Regions from separate parts of the Mus musculus genome. Here region 1 is linked to region 2. A link is a loop called in an ENCODE intact Hi-C map of the cell type or tissue named here. Cell type or tissue: gastrocnemius. All regions are shown on one strand.

Region 1 (8,000 bases), 280 kb before region 2:
TTGGCACATTCCTCTCTTTATACAGAGTGTGTATGTTTGATTCTGTCCTTAGGGCTCATTATAGAGTAGAAGGCACGGGGACACTAAAAATTCCTTTACACTGCTAACATACTACTCAGTCAGTAACGAAGTAACAACTAGAAAAGGAAAGCTCACCAGAGGGCCCCCTGAGGAGTGGGGGCTCCCCTGGGTCAGGGAGAATGGAAACAAAGACCTGATGACATCGGACATTTCCAAACACGATACAAATTAAACATTACTTCCCAACATACTGGGCTCTGCTTGCAGCCACTCTGAAAGTAACTGCTTACATATAGTGCTCTATACTCAAATGTGTACACAATGGAAGATCTCAAGACATGTTTTACCAGCCTGCATCAGTACACTTTTTAATCCATGCTTGAAGTCACACTAAGAATGCCTCCAGTGGACAGCTCTATGGCGTTTTGTGGGGTGCAGAAAAAACAGGGGTGAGGGGGAACCACGAACCCCGACAAGCTAAGCCGTTGTCAAACTGATGACTCCCCCAGGCCTGATCTCGAACTGTAGCTAGTTCACGTTTTCTAATCACCCCTGTTTAACTAAGCTTCAACTCCACCTTCTCTGAATCATGTGACTGAGGTCCCACTGCCCCATGAGATCGAAATGAGATGATCTCTCAACCTTCACTGTAAGGAAGAGGGAACTGAAGAACAAAGAAAGGGACATTAACTGACGAAGGAGCATTTGGTGTCCCTGTGAATGGAAGCTTTCCAATGCATGACACAACTTTTATGATTTCTAGAAAAATCAAAACTCATGTTTAAAGCAGTATTGAAAATTACTTAACACTGATTATTTCCATAACTCTCTAAAACATCTGATTGTTTTATCATTATATTATTTCTTGAAATGAAACCGCTGCAACTAGCAACACTAACTGGCTCAGAGCTGGGTGGTGCTCGTTTATGAATAGCCAAGGCAGCTTTTTTGGAGTTTGCCAGAGGCTGTTCAGACTTGTCTGCTAACTGAAGTTTCTAACGACTGCATGTATGGACTGGCTATGAGATTCCTGCCATCACAGACCGAAGGACTGGCCCACTGAAGATGTCCCAATAAAAGGACAAGGTTTCTACTATCCTCCATCCGAAATAAAGATGCTCCATCGTTGCGCTGGCATGGTTTGATGTGCTGTCTCAGACATAGCGGATCCCAACTGTTCAGTAAGAAGGCACAGAGGATGCTGTTGACCGGTCTCCAATGGTTTCACAACACACTTAAACATGAGTTAAGGGAGGGAGACAGGAAATACAAAAACGAAAACACCACTTATCCTTGCACAACCTTGACAGACTTGCATAACAAATCTGATATCAACCTAGGAACTCTCAAAATTTTTCCTTATCTGAGCAAACGCGGGCTTCTTGGAATTCCTCCCTTCGCGGATTCTGCGGTCCCCTATGAGCCCTGGTTCTAGACAATGGACATCCACGCTGGACTCTGGCAAGATGCGAAAAGCTAACTGTGGAAACAGCGTTGAGCCCCACCACACCTCAGCCCCGCAGTCAGACCTGAGAAGTCGAGAAGTCATCTCCCAGGAGCCCCACAACTGTCCTTAGTAGGAAGGGACTTCCAAAGCCAAACCTGGAGGGACAGAAGTAGAAACCCACCTGGACCCGGAACTGGAGGCGGCAGCTTTGTTTCTCACTCCTTCCTTCCTGTTGGGATGGCGAATAGAAGAATGAAATTTCCTTTGGAATCTCGTCCCCGATATGGGTGAGGTCGGCGTTGCCTGGCCACGCAAACAGATTGGGGCGGGGTGCAGAGGAGTGGAGGGTGGGCGTTCCAGCCTCGGTGGCTGGGACCGCACCCCATTCTTCCAAGGATGCCCCTCCCCATTGGGTCTGCCTGCAAAACCCAAAACAGTAACTCTAACTTCCAAGCAGACAAGGTGGGTTTCTGTACAGAAATCGGACTGGTTGATTTCTCGAGGACGTCCATGACTGTCAGGAAGACCCTGGAAGGTTCTCCCCTGGAAGGTTCTCCCCTGGGGAGCTTCAGGAATCTAGAAATTTGGTGCTACCCTTCTGTTGTATATCATGTGGTGCCGCTCCTTTTTGTAGGTCTGACAATGCACTAGAAAGTTTGTAGAGTGGTGAACATTTTGTCTATCAGTTACTAAAAAAGAACGATGTAAAAAGTACAGGGCTCGTCCGGGATTTGAACCCGGGACCTCTCGCACCCAAAGCGAGAATCATACCCCTAGACCAACGAGCCATGTGGTAGCTCAGCTTGCTCATCAATCTAGCATGTTTTAACACAGCAGGGCACCAAGTGGTTCCAGCGGTTTCCGGTTTCGGAGAAATTTTCTTTCATTGTTATTTCCACCCAGTTTTGTCAAGTCCCATCCATTAATTCCTGACCTATCCCTTCTTATTCTCTATCCACTTCCCGAATAACTCAAGGTTCAGAATGGGATCAGAGGATGCAGCCTTTCAGATTTCAAGTCACAGGCCTGCGTGATCGCTAACTCCAGAAGGAACTGGAGCGAGCCGAGTTGGCGCTGCGCTCTTCGAGTGGAGCCCAAATGCAGGGCAGCGGAGTCCTGAGTCTCCGACAAGCGCAGGGCGTGTTCCACATACTTGCGACCACCTCTGCAGCCACAAAATCTTACATGTAGGCAGGCAAGAAGGAGGCACAACAAAATATTGGGGGCAGAAGGAGGCTGCGGGTAGCCTGGTAGGCTGGTGGCAGATAAGTTTGCTATTATTCCGATATTCTGTAGACCTTCGCAGTTTTCCTGAGTAAGAACTGCGTTTTCAATCTCACTTCCCTTGTTTAAAGTACTTCATCCGTCTGAACTTTATACTCCTCCAGCCTCGTCAACAACTCACGTCAAATGCTACATAAAATACCTAAATAAATAAAGCGTCACTTTGCCAGTTAGTGGGGCGATCACCGGGGTCAGAGGTTTTAACGTTCGGCAAATCAAGGTCCCTGCTGGCCATCAGAGCGCTAAAAAAAAAAAAAAAAAAAAAAAAAAAAAAAATGTACACAAACAAGCCCAAGGTTATGTACCTTGCGAGTCTTTGATGTCTGGACTTCGGATAAGGGGCGGCACGGTAGACTCGGAAACTAAAATTAAACAAGGAGGGAGCCAGAAACCAAACTCCAAGACTCATTTTCCTTTTGGTAACTGTTCAATTAGAGATAGGTATAGTGATTGAGCAAACCACTTTCGGGAAAGAGAGATTGCTAATGTTAGTGAGGACGAGCAATGATCAACCAAACACTGAACAAAGAGCCAGCTTATCTCAGGGGTTGAGAGCCCAAAAGACAGGCTACTCCTTCGAGCCGGAATCGAACCAGCGACCTAAGGATGGCTGCAACGAATGTAACTACAGTCCTCCGCTCTACCAGCTGAGCTATCGAAGGGAAGCACAAGCAGTGCTCTTTCGAAAGTGGTTTTCAGTAGGTAGGAAACCATTTAGCCGACTCGGCCCTACTTGTGGCTTTGGGTATGTGGAGCTCTACTCGGACACCCTGCCGGGATCGCCGTCCTGTCCTCCAGACAACGCCAGAGCTTTAAGGATGCCCGCCTCCGGGTGGGAGCACGCATGCGGTGAAGCGGGCACCAGAGATCCGAAAACAAGCGCTATGCACCCGAACCGCGCGACACTCTGCAGGTGGGAGGCGTGAGATGCCACCACAGCTAAGAAACCCAGGGGCTGGAGGCGTGGCTTGAACTGTGGTTAGCCTGGGTGAGATCCCAGGTTTAACCTCAGCACTTATCAATAAAGAAGCTCTCCTTGGAGAAAGGCCATTCTTTTTACTGGAAGTCATAGCCACAGCCGTTTTGAGTCCATTCCATGGTTTAGTGACCAAGGTCTCACGACAACTGCGGTGCTTTATTTCCTGCGCGAGACAGTGAAGTATCTGGATTCCCAGGCCTCTGGCTCCTGTACCTGTAGCCTCCCCGTACAGCACGAGGGGGCCAGTCCTACTTCTTTCTGCCCAACTTTTGTAAGGGATCAACTTTCCCTTCGTCCGATCTCCGTGCGCATAGCAGGCTGCCCCCCTTTCTCAGAGTGCAGAGCGCGCAGGGGTGTGGGATTGCACTGGAACAAAAAGCCAACGACGTTTTTGGAAGTTTAGCGACAGACTGCCAGAAAATCCTGTGCTCAAAAGTCTAGGTAGACTCAGGCCCCAGCGAGATTTGAACTCGCGACCCCTGGTTTACAAGACCAGTGCTCTAACCCCTGAGCTATAGGGCCACACAGATCACAGTTTCTCTCTTTCTTAGAAAAGGATTCGGTTGCTGGTTTTTTGGGGGCGTTAGAAAACAAGCAAACTAAAATTATATTTTAGTCCATTTCTTATCCGGTGTTGGAATTCAGTCTGGGCTCACTGGGAATGGTATAGTAGAGGATTCTGACAGGAATCACTACTATCCTAGATTTGAAGAAATATGACCGCCCCCTCACCACCACCACCACCTGCATGTCCTTCAGTGAAATCCGGAACAGAAATCCAGCGCAGGGGAAGAAGCCTGCCTCACTCTGGTTTTTGTCCTTGACTCCAGACTTCTGCCACACACCTCTTAACAGATACCTTCCTCTCAATGCCAGAACAAGAAACTCCCAGTTTTCCATTTAATGCGTTCCTTCACTCAGGAGACTCCAAATTCTCCGAATTGCCTTTCTGTGCTAGGCTCTACACTAGAAGCTAGATAGGGATTCCGTTTGGTGTTTTGTTTGTTCGTTCGTTTTTTAAATTAATGTACTTCGCTGACTATTTTATTTTCCCCCTCGGGTTTTTTGTTTTGTTTTGTTTTGTTTCTGTTTTTATTTGGGGGGGGGTGTATTTATTTATTTGTTTTACTTTTTTTTTTTTTTTTTTTTTTTTTTTTTGTGCATCACGAGGGTGCCTGGTGTCCGTGGCTGTCATAAAAGGGCGCCAGATTTTCTTACAGTTATTGTAAGTTGTTGGGATGACGCTCTTTGGGAAAAAAAAAAAAAAAAAAAAAAAAAAAAAAACCTTAAATACTGAGCCAGTTCTCCAAACTGGAGTTGGAATCTGATCTGAAGTCATTGTCATAGGTTTCTGGGGAGAAATTCTTTCAGTGTCATGAAACCGGAATGAAAAGCAAGCGCACCCAGTGTAACTTGCAAGTAAACAATTTGGAGGGCCCTGAGAAAGGGAGGCTGAGTCTCAGGTTAGAGAAGGCTGAGATCTGTCCAATCCGAGGGTTGGAAGATTCTTGGTAGACAAAAATGATGAGTAAAGGCCAAGGAATAGCAAAACATTGAGAGCTATACAGTTAGAAAGTTGTTGGTCCACCCTCCTCAAACTGACAAGAGATGAGACAGGCTAGGTTACAGGAATGGCATTAGACTCTTTTGAAAATAGAAAATGGAAATTCACCAAGCATGGAATGCAACTGAAGGGAGGAGAAACTAGAGTCAGGAGACGAGAGCCATGTAAGCACGAAGCTGTGATAGCCAGGGGCTACAAAGGAAAGACTAAGAGACAGGGAAAGGCTTCCTTTGAATGTGGTGGACAGAAAGGAGAGGTGATTCACTATCATACCTTGCTACTTGTGGGGGGGGGGGGGAATCTTCTCCTTCAACAGAGAAACGGAATACAGAAAATGTGGTACATTTACACAATGGAGTACTACTCAGCTATTAAAAACAATGACTTCATAAAATTCTTAGGCGAATGGAAGGAACTAAAAGATACCATCCTGAGTGAGATAACCCAATTACAAAAGAACACACATGGTAGACACTTACTGATAAGTGGATAGGAGCCCAAAAGCTCGGAATACCCAAGATACAATTCACAGACCACATGAAGATCAAGAAGTAGAAAGGCCAAAGTGTGGATGCTTTGGTCCTTCTTAGAAGGGGGAACAAAACACTCAAAGGAGGAAATACAGAGACAAAGTGTGGAGCAGTGACTGAAGTAAAGGCCATCCAGACACTGCCCCACATGGGGACCCATCCCATATACAGTAACCAAACCCAGACTCTATTGCAGATGCCAAGAAGTGCTTGCTGACAGGAGTCTGATATAGCTGTCTCCTGAAAGGCTCTGACAGAGCCTGACAAATACAGAGCCAACCATTCATTGCACTGAGCACGGGGTCCTCAATGGAGGAGTTGGAAAAAGGACTGAAAAATCTGAAAGGGTTTGCAACCCCATAGGAAGAACAACAATATCAACCAACCAGACCCCCCCCCCCCCACGAGTGCCCAGGAACTAAACCACCAACCAAAGAGTGCACATGGAGGGACCCATGGCTCCAACCAAATATATAGCAGAGAATGGCCTTGTCGGGCATCCATGGGAGGAGAGGCCCTTGGTCCTATGAAGGCTCGATGCCCTGGTGTAGGGGAATGCCAGGGCAGGGAGGTAGGAGTAGGTGGGAGGGGGAGCACCCTCATAGAAGCAGGGGGAGGTGGGGAGGGGATATGGAGGGTTTGCAGAGGGGAAACAGGAAAGGGGATAACATTTGAAATATAAATAAAGAAAATATCCAAGAAAAGGAGGGGAAGAAATCTTCATTTCCAGTATATCTGGAAAAGACAGAGGTGCAGCAGTGTCAGGGTCTGGGCGGGAGAAACAGGAGGTGCAGTGTGGTGGTTTGTATGTGCTCAGCCCAGGGAGTGGCACTATAAGAAGGTGTAGCCCTGTTGGAGTAGGTGTGGCCTTGCTGGAGTAGGCCTGTCACTGTGGGCATGGGTTTTAAGATCCTTGTCCTAGCTGCCTGGAAGTCATTATTTTTCTAGCAGCACTCAGATGTAGATCTCTCAGCTCCTCCTACACCATGCCTCCCTGCTCCCACCTTGATGATAATGTACTGAACCTCTGACCTGTAAGCCAGCCCCAGTTAAATGTTCTTATAAGAGTTGCCCTTGGTGGGTGTACATGTTTGCAGCCGGGTGCGGTGGTGCATGCCTTTAATCCCAGCACTTGGGAGGCAGAAGCAGGTGGATTTCTGAGTTCGAGGACAACATGGTCTACAAAGTGAATTCCAGGACAGCCAGGGCTCTACAGAGAAACCCTGTCTCGGAAAAACAAAACAAAACAAAAACAAACAAACAAAAAACAAAAAAAAAGTTCTATTTCCGGCCTTGGTCATGGTGTCTGTCCACAGCAGTAAAACCCTAACTAAGAAATGCATGGAGCACATTCAGGCATTGTTGAGTACACACTATATCTGTGTTTACAGTCCATGAACTAAGGTCATGGTAAGATCATATTAAGTAAGTCTGCGAGTATAGCAGCGCTCTTTCTGGAACGGCAAAGTCTTGGGTTCAATTTCCAGCATTACAAAGACAAATAAAACAAGATAATAAAAGTTAAACTGGGAGTAGTAGCTTCTACTGGTAAATCTGGCCGTAGGATCTTAGCTCTAAGGAACCTGAGATCAAGGCCAGCCAGGGGCACACAGCAAGGCACGTTCTCCATCAGTCAGTAGTAAAAACTAACTTTTTAATAGGTTACTTTCACTTTTTAAAATTGCTTGTTTTATGTGTGGATGTTTTGTCTACATGTAGGTTTGTGCACCACCTGCATGCCTAGTGCAGGTGGAAGACAGAAGGGGAAACCTGATTGCCCTGGAAATGAAGGCGATAGAGTGCTGAACTAGTTGAGTCACTCAGGCAATGGAGTGCTGAGCTAAGTGCTTTTTAGGTGGGTCTTTATGTAGTTCTGGCTGTCTTGGAACTCAACAGAAATCTTCCTGCCTTTGCCTCTCCCTTCCCCACCCCCATTACACCTGGCTTTACAATTTTTTATTTCTAAAACATTTATCTACTAAGGGGTGTGGGGGGACACATCGAATGCTACAGCCACAGCTGGAACACGGAGTCAGAGGCCCTTTCACCATGTGAGTTCTGGAGATAAAAAGATGGCTTGCTGCACTAAGCCATTTTGCCACCGCCAACTAGATTTGTCTTTTATTATTTATTGTTGTTGTTGATGTGTCTGTCTCATATATTTGTGGAATTCAA
Region 2 (8,000 bases):
GCTTATAAGTAGGCTTGCTTCCAGATCCTTCCAACCTCTTTCCCCTTCATCAGTAACTCCTGCCATTCCATGGTAGTCTATAATCAAAATTACACTGTCAAGTGGGCAATGGTGACACATGCCTGTAGTCCTAGCATGCAGGGATCTGCAGAGGCAGGCAGATCTCTGAGTTTGAGATGAGTCTGGTCTATGGAGTGAGTTCCAGGAGTCACACAGAGAAACCCTGTCTCCAAACCAAACCAAACCAAACCAAACCAAACCAAACCAAACCAAACCCCCACACAGTTCTCCCTTAACAATCCTAACATTTCCTGGGTGAAGAAGGAAAGCTAATGGCAGGCCCTGTAGTAATTATGTCATATTCTGTGAATTTCTTTACATTTTTAAAAAGTAAATCTATTCATTTTTAAATTTTACATGTGTTTTACCTCTCTCTCTCTCTCTCTCTCTGTGTGTGTGTGTGTGTGTGTGTGTGTGTGTGTGTGTGTGTGTGTGTGTGTGCCACTTGCACGCCTGGTCCTGTGGAGGTCAGAAGAGTGCATCCTACCTCCTAGAAATGGAGTTACAGATGGCTCTTGAAGAACAATAAATGCTCTTAACCACTGGATCATTTCTCCAGGCTCAATATTCTGCTAAGCTGAAACCTCATCACCCCTACTTCTCAACTCTGGAGAGAAGTCATCACTAGCAATATTTTCGGAAGTATTTTTAAACTGAGCACCACCGACATTCTAGACAGGGATCATCATAAGACAAGAAAACTCTGCCTTCCATTGCAGGTGCTTTTACCTTTCCCAGCTTGGCTGCACACTCTGGGTCCACAGGGGCTTTGCCCTTTAACAGCAAGGTCTTCACAGAGTCTGAGGGAACACAAACACGCACTGCCGTTACTGATGTGGGAATCAAAAGGGCCGTCTTGGCTACAAAGCTGTCATAATTAACTTTGCCCTTCCCGAGCAGTCCAGGTCTTCTGCCTGGGTTCTAATCCATCTCAAATCTATGAAAATATTCAACAAAGTAGACTGGTACTGCAGAATGCCCAGGTGATAGAGAAATTAATTAGATCCTGAAGAGGGAAGGAACAAATGTTATCCCCATTCTTCTGGAAACCCAAGAGTTGTCCCATGTCCTCCCTGGCCCATTACCTCGATTGTCTTTTGTCCTGTCTGCGTCCTTCCCTCCAGCCATAGGCCCTTTTCTCTGGCACGTGCGCATCTTCTTGCCAGGAGGAGAGTCGTCTTCTGTTGCTTTGTTGCCATTATCAACTTTCTTGGCTTCATTTAGCACTTATGGCAAGAACAATATACCAAGAATTACTGCACTATGAAGATGATCTAACTTTACTGAAACAACACTGAAGCAAAATAAAAACACAGGAAAATTAGATGGCTATGAAAAGGAAAAGCAGCCCCTCCTATCCCCGAGTCAGGATGAAGCCTCTCTGAAGTTGAGAAGCAAGAAATTCAGCCCAATTAACATTCTATGAAGGCTGCTGATGCAGATCTTCAGATATTTTCATGTTAAAATGACACTGAATTGGGCTGTCGGCCTAAATGAATATGACAATGGGCCTGGTTCATTTCTTTCCCATTTTATGGGAGTCTTAAACAGACCACGAGCATTGTTGACAATGCTGATAACCTAACTCCCTGCATCCCTTATCATCCAGACTTGGACTCTGGAATTCTGTCAGATCTCCTCAGGAACTGTGATCTCATTTAAATTCTTTAACAACTCCTTGAAGAGCCAAAAATCACAAATCTTACATACATGTCTATTCTAAAGACAGTGAAGGGTGATTCTTCTTTGAGAAGCCCACACTCATGTTCTGTGGCGTCTCTCTTCCCAGTCATTCCGTTTCTTTTAACCCTTGTGCTTAAAACATATATTGGCATCTCCTGTAATAAACTTCCAACTTTGGTTCATTTTGCATACTCTTGAAAGTCATTTCTACTTTAAAGGCAAGAATACTAGGTTTGCCTGAGTGGAGGTCTCTGAAAAACTAAGGTTGCTGTCAGAGACAGTAGAGTTGTCTCTGCCCTTGACTGTTAACAAACATAAAACCCAAAACAAACAAAGAAACAAACCCCCAAAGGTTATTGTTTCCTTTTACGTGTATGGGTGTTCTGTCTGTATATGTATGTGTGCCACGTGCATGTCTGGATGTCTGGTGTACCTGGAGGTCTGGGAGGGTGGTTATGACTTGCCATGTGGGATTTTGGAATCAAACTCAGACCCTCTATAAGGGCAACAAGTGTTTTTTTTTTTTTTTGGTTTTGTTTTCTTTTTTTTTTTTTTTTGGTTTTTCGAGACAGGGTTTCTCTGTATAGCCCTGGCTGTCCTGGAGCTCACTTTGTAGACCAGGCTGGCCTCAAACTCAGAAGTCCGCCTGCCTCTGCCTCCCGAGTGCTGGGATTAAAGGCGTGTGCCACCACGCCTGGCTAACAAGTGGTTTTTAACATTGAGCTAACTCTCCAGCTTCTTGACAACCCTCCTCCCCCCACCCCCCTTTTTAAATGACAGGGTCTCTATATAGCCCTGGCTGTCCTGGACCTCACAGAGATCCTCCTGCCTCTGCCTCCCAAGTGCGAGCATTAAAGGTGTGAGCCAACATGCCCACCAGGCTCTCATAATATCCTTTAAAGAAAGAACTTAAAGTAGCTGGAGAGGTGGGTCAGTGATGAAGGAGCTGCCTGATTCTTCCCGAGGCTCTGGGTTTAAGTTCCATCTCTCATATGGCAGACCACAACTGTCAGTAACTCTAGTACGGGGGGTCCAACACTTCCAGGCACATACATGGTGCATATATATATATATATGCAGATAAAATACATAAAGATTAAATAATTTCTAAAGAAATAATTCAACATGCTCTTAATAACTTGCACACCACTCACTGAGCAATACTGCCTAAATTGCTATCCTGATGGGATATTAATAATAGGATAAAATAAGTTTACATAGATCTTTACAGTTCATTACATGGGTCTCATAGCCTTTGGTCTCTAATACCTTCCTTCAAACTAGACCACTTCATCATGGTCATCAGTAAAGTGTTCAACGGTCTGGACTGACCAACTTGCTGCCAGCGTTGCTATTTGGAGCTTTAGAACCTGTAAATTCATTGAACTTTAGTTGCCCGAAATATAAAACCGAGACCACAGACACAGTATACGGTCTACAGACACCAATTCTAAGATTCGAATTTTACTTTCTGAAATCGGATGTATCTTAAAAGGTTGACTACAGCTAATCACTTTACTGTAAGCGCTTATCCGTGACCCGCCTCTTTGGACTGAAGTGTAATATGAAAAAGCGAGAGGCTCCCTGTGACACTGGGCCGAGCATTCAGCCTGCGGACTGAGTTCCCACCTCGCCTTCCAGAGCCTGATCTCTGCCGCCGCGGCGCCATCGCTCTTGAAGGACGACGTCATCATCCCTTGCCCGGATGCGCGGGCTTCTTGTCTAGCACAGGAGCCTGGGGTAGAGCGCATGCAAATTACGCGCTGTGCTTTGTGGGAAATCACCCTAAACGAAAAATTTATTCCTCTTTCGAGCCTTATAGTGGCGGCCGGTCTACATCCTGAAAGTGGGCGGAGGAAGCTCATCAGCGGGGCCACGTGCTGAGTGCGTGTCACTCTTCGGCCCCTGGGAAGGTCTGAGACTTGGGCCTCCCGCGGCCCTAACCGGGCTCTCCCCGAGCGGGGAGGTGAGTTCCCAGAGAGCAGGGCTCTACGCTTGGGCAGACTGGGCAGGAGAAGCCCCGAGTCGGGGCGGATGCCTCCCTCGCCGGAGCGGATGCCTCCCTCGCCGGAGCTTGGAACAGACTCACGGCCAGCAGTGCGAGTTCAATGGCTGAGGTGAGGCACCTCCCGGGCCTCATAACCCAATTCAGACTACTCTCCCCCGCCCTCTTTTTTGATCGAGATCCTTTTGGAGTATTGACTCGAAAGGGTTTTATATATTTACTCTGTGTCTCAGCATTCAGTCAGTCATTCATTCATTTTGAACAGTTGTGACTGTATTGACCACAACCCTCTACTATAAAAAGACCAAGCTTGAGAGTTGTTCAAATATGGATTAAACCATAAAAATATAGAAGGGAGTTTGACAACATTTAGTGAAACATGATATGAACCCCCTCCCACTGTTGGATTTTTGGGGCTATACTTTAGCTATTTGTCTAGCAAAAATAAACGTAGTTCATACCTTCATGTAACTTGTTATTGGGAGAATATATATGTAGACTTATTACAAAACCAAAAAAATGAACCTGTAACTGTAATAAGTACTTAGGAAAAGCACATAGTATCATAATAGAGAAACAGGCTGGGAATTCCTCATGAAGTAAATGAGCAGAGTTGAGCTACAGCGAAGAACACTGAGAAAGGAGAAGCAATTGAGATAGGAGTGGAATAGGGCTCATACCAAGCCCAGCTTTCCTTACAAAGGCGCGAAGCTGTGACTTGACTAGTGTGTGGATGCCTCAGATCGATTAATGACCAAAACTGAAAAATAAAACTTTGATTACCATTTCCCGTCCCTCATCTCCTCCAGGTCTCCATCCAACTAACTCCATGTCCTCTTGAGCTTTCTTTAGAAAACAGGCAATTAAATTAAAAAATAAATAAATAAATAAATAAAAAGCACAAGTGATACGTACACAAACACATACAAACTCATTAAAAAAAAAAAAAAAAAAAAAAGCTGGGTGAGCCAGGCAGTGGTGGCGCACACCTTTAATCCCAGCACTTGGGAGGCAGAGACAGGTGGATTTCTGAGTTCGAGACCAGCCTGGTCTACAAAGTGAGTTCCAGGTCAGCCAGGGCTATACAGAGAAACCCTGTACAAAAAAAAAAAAAACAAAAAAAAAAAAAAACAAAACAAAACCTGGGTGTGGTGGCACACACTTTTAATCCCAATACTTGGGAGGCACAGGGAAGCAGATCTCTGAGTTCAAGGCTAACCTGGTCTAGAGGGTAAATTCCAGGACAGCCCAGGCTATATAGAAAAACTCTCTTGAAAAAAACCGAAAGAATAAAAAGAAAGAAAGAAAAAGCACAAGAGACATACATATATGCTCACTCTAACGGTGTGGGGGGCACGGGCACACGCACACACTCACATACCACACACACACATCCCATATCAGTAGGTGTACAGGGTACCTTCCAGTACTATGAAAATTAGTCAGTAGGGATGAAGGCTCTAGACAGGCACTAGCTCAACTGGTCCATATTCAATGAGGTATGACAGTATCAATGTTTAACAACAGGGCCTTGCCATCAGTTTGCAGAGAGCAAAGGATACTGGGTTCTTTGGGGGTTTCCATGGATCCCTTTTGGCAAACAACTCACTTAGATGTCACCCATCCCTGGTGGTTTCTCTTGGTGGTGACTGGTGTCTAGCTGAGGCTTTCTTTTCATACATGTACATGTTTTAAGAAGCTTCTACAGTAGCAGGCTCCCTTATGGATGACGCATGCTTATTTGTCACTTTCTGAGTCTCTATTCCCATTACCTTTCTTCTCCATCCCCCTCCCCATTTAATCCTCCAGCTCCATTCTCCCCTTGTTTCTCCATAGCTATATATTCTATTTCCCTTCCCTTGGGAGATCCTGTCCTCCCTCCCCTTCCTCATCCCTGACTCTATACCTAACCGTTGTGGTTATAATGGATTGCAGCATGCCTATGGAAGGATTAGAAGCTAACATTCACATATGTATTTGCCTTTTTGGGTCAGGGTTACCTCACTTAGGATGACTTTTCCCCCCAGCTCCATCGGTATATCTGTGATATTCAGAATTTCTTCGTCCTCTTTAGTTTCTCTGTGTAGCCTTGGCTGTCCGGGAACTCACTTTGAAGACCAGTCTGGCCTTGAAGTCAGAAATCCGCCTGCCTCTGCCTCTGCCTCCCAAGTGCTGGGATTAAAGGCGTGCGCCACCACGCCCTACCATCTTCCTTTTCTTTCTTTCCTCTTTCTCCTGCCCTTCCTCTTCTTCTTCCTTTTCCTCCTCTTCCATCTCCTCCTCCACCTCCTTCTTCACTTCTTCACAGACCTGGGGCTCACTCTGTAAATCAGGCCTTGAACTCAGAGAACCAAAGACAGAGGCTGCACTCACCCTCCGAGACCGCCCAGGTTAGCGCCGGGGTAGTAACGGTGCCTTTCCCAAAAAAAAAAAAAGAATACAGACGGATTTCCCCAGATTCAGGAACACTGTGCCCGAGGCAGAATGTATTGTTTCTGGGTCACCTGGTCTGGGGAAAGCTGGCAAACAAGGACTGCCGAGGCCCACGTGTATGTCTCTGTTGAATGTTGTGGGGCCACGACCTTGACACATTTGCGAACCTTTAGTGAACAGTGTCGTATTTGCTCAGACCATGTGTGAAACTAGATAGATAACGCTGAGGATAGGTGGTTTAACAAGCCCTAGGAGGGCTAACGGTGGCGCCTGTGTCCTAAAATACTTATAAGACGCTCTGAGAAGGACCAGGGTTTTTTAGCTTTGCGCAAGCCAATGTTCAAATTGTAGCGCCTGCGTCTGGAGTATCTGGAGATACTCTGCTCTGCTCGGAGGATAGTGTGAGCCATTCTGAGCTTCCTTTGTGAAGAGTGAACAAAATACACCCTAGTTGGTATACAGTAAATACTAGCTACTTTGCAAAAGCAAGCTGTGAGTTTATAATCTCCATTGCGGGTATTTTTGACTCATGAAAAGTTTTCTAATGACCTCGGTGTGTGGAACTCACAAGACTCCTGTTTTTCTCCTTGATACTAGTCTAAGCGTAACCGGTTTTTGGTGTTGGTGGCTTTTTGTTCTTTTTTTGACAAAAAAGTATGGTTCTAGCTGTCCTGGAACTCTTAGTAGACCAGGTTGGTGTCAAACTCAGATCTGCCCGCCTCAGCCTCCTGCGTGCTGGGATTAGAGGCATGGATTGCCACCCCTGGGCTAGATATTCTTTAAAGATTTATTTGTAATTAAGTCTGTTAAGTGTGGAGGCATAAAGTATGCAGGTGCCTTCTGAACCAGAAGAGGCTTTTTGACTTTTTGATCCCCTGGAGTTAACAATAGCAGTGAGCTGCCCAACATGGGTGCTGGGAATTGAGCTCAGATCTCTGCAAGGTCCATCTCTGCAGTCCTACTTAGTTGGTTATTTTTATTTTTTTGAGACTGGGTTTTGCTGTCCTGGAACTTGCTATGTAGACACGGAGTGGCCTCAACTCACAGATCACTATACCTGTCTCCTGAGTGCTAGGATCAAAGGTGTGTGCTATCACACCTGATGCATGGGTTATTGTTATAGGCAGAGAATGTGAGAAGAAAATCCTAACCTAGCAAGCTGAATGTGCTAATAGGCATATGTGGCTTCTATATCCTTTATAGCTTATTTGTCTTAAGTCCATAATTACAAATCTGAGCATGGAGAGAGGTCTCAGCAGTTAGAGGTGCTGCAAGGGGACCTGCATTCTGTTCTCAACACTCAGCTATCTTTTTTTTTTTTCCGAGACAGGGTTTCTCTGTATAGCCCTGGCTTTCCTGGAACTCAACTTTGTAGACCACCAGGCTGGCCTTGAACTCAGAAATCCACCTGCCTCTTCCAAGTGCTGGGATTAAAGGCGTGCACCACCACCGCCCGGCACATTGTATCTTAAAACCATCAGTAGCTCTAGTTCCAGGAGATCCAAGGGCTCTGGAGACCAGGAAGACACTGGTGCGCATACATACATGCAGGCAAAACATTCATACATAGATAAAAAGCATAGTGGAGTTAAGTTCTGCAGATCTGCACTCAAATTGTTAACAGATAAGTGTGCTCCCCACATCTTCCTCTTCACAGACGTTTAAGAGATAGATAGCTACCTCTTAACAAATTACTACCTATTAGATTATGCCGTTTGTATTTGTAAATTAAGTCTTTTTTAAAAGAAATGCTGTTTATTCATACAGCATTCAGCCTGTGTGTATGTCTGCCTGCCAGCAGAGGGAACCAGATCTCATT

The links. A loop is a pair of places that touch in the nucleus more often than their neighbours do. Peaks named below come from ENCODE experiments on the same cell type or tissue, not always from the same donor. Only the 100,000 strongest peaks of a DNase experiment are listed, where the experiment ranks them.
Region 1: it touches region 2 in a loop (5-fold over the local background); 21 of 42 quality-filtered maps call a loop at or near these places.

The regions. Positions count from the first base shown.
Region 1 is chr14:51,084,903-51,092,902 of GRCm38, reverse strand. It overlaps n-TTtgt1 (a tRNA gene), which reads right to left and starts at 4,253; the gene lies at 4,181-4,253. n-TYgta10 (a tRNA gene) reads right to left here and starts at 3,414; the gene lies at 3,325-3,414. It overlaps n-TPtgg5 (a tRNA gene), which reads right to left and starts at 2,256; the gene lies at 2,185-2,256. It also overlaps a transcript of Rnase4 not described here and a transcript of Ang not described here. In gastrocnemius, no CTCF peak of the experiment used is centred here; DNase peaks (open chromatin) are centred at 2,265, 2,540, 3,389, 4,199 and 3 more places; H3K4me3 peaks cover 5,158 bases; H3K27ac peaks cover 4,820 bases.
Region 2 is chr14:50,803,360-50,811,359 of GRCm38, reverse strand. Parp2 (poly (ADP-ribose) polymerase family, member 2) reads right to left here and starts at 3,444. Exons shown (of 16, transcript NM_009632.3): 1 at 3,373-3,444; 2 at 1,146-1,286; 3 at 790-860. The coding sequence starts at 3,412. It also overlaps Rpph1. In gastrocnemius, a CTCF peak has its summit at 7,979 (motif pointing right); a DNase peak (open chromatin) is centred at 3,590; H3K4me3 peaks cover 1,960 bases; H3K27ac peaks cover 1,691 bases.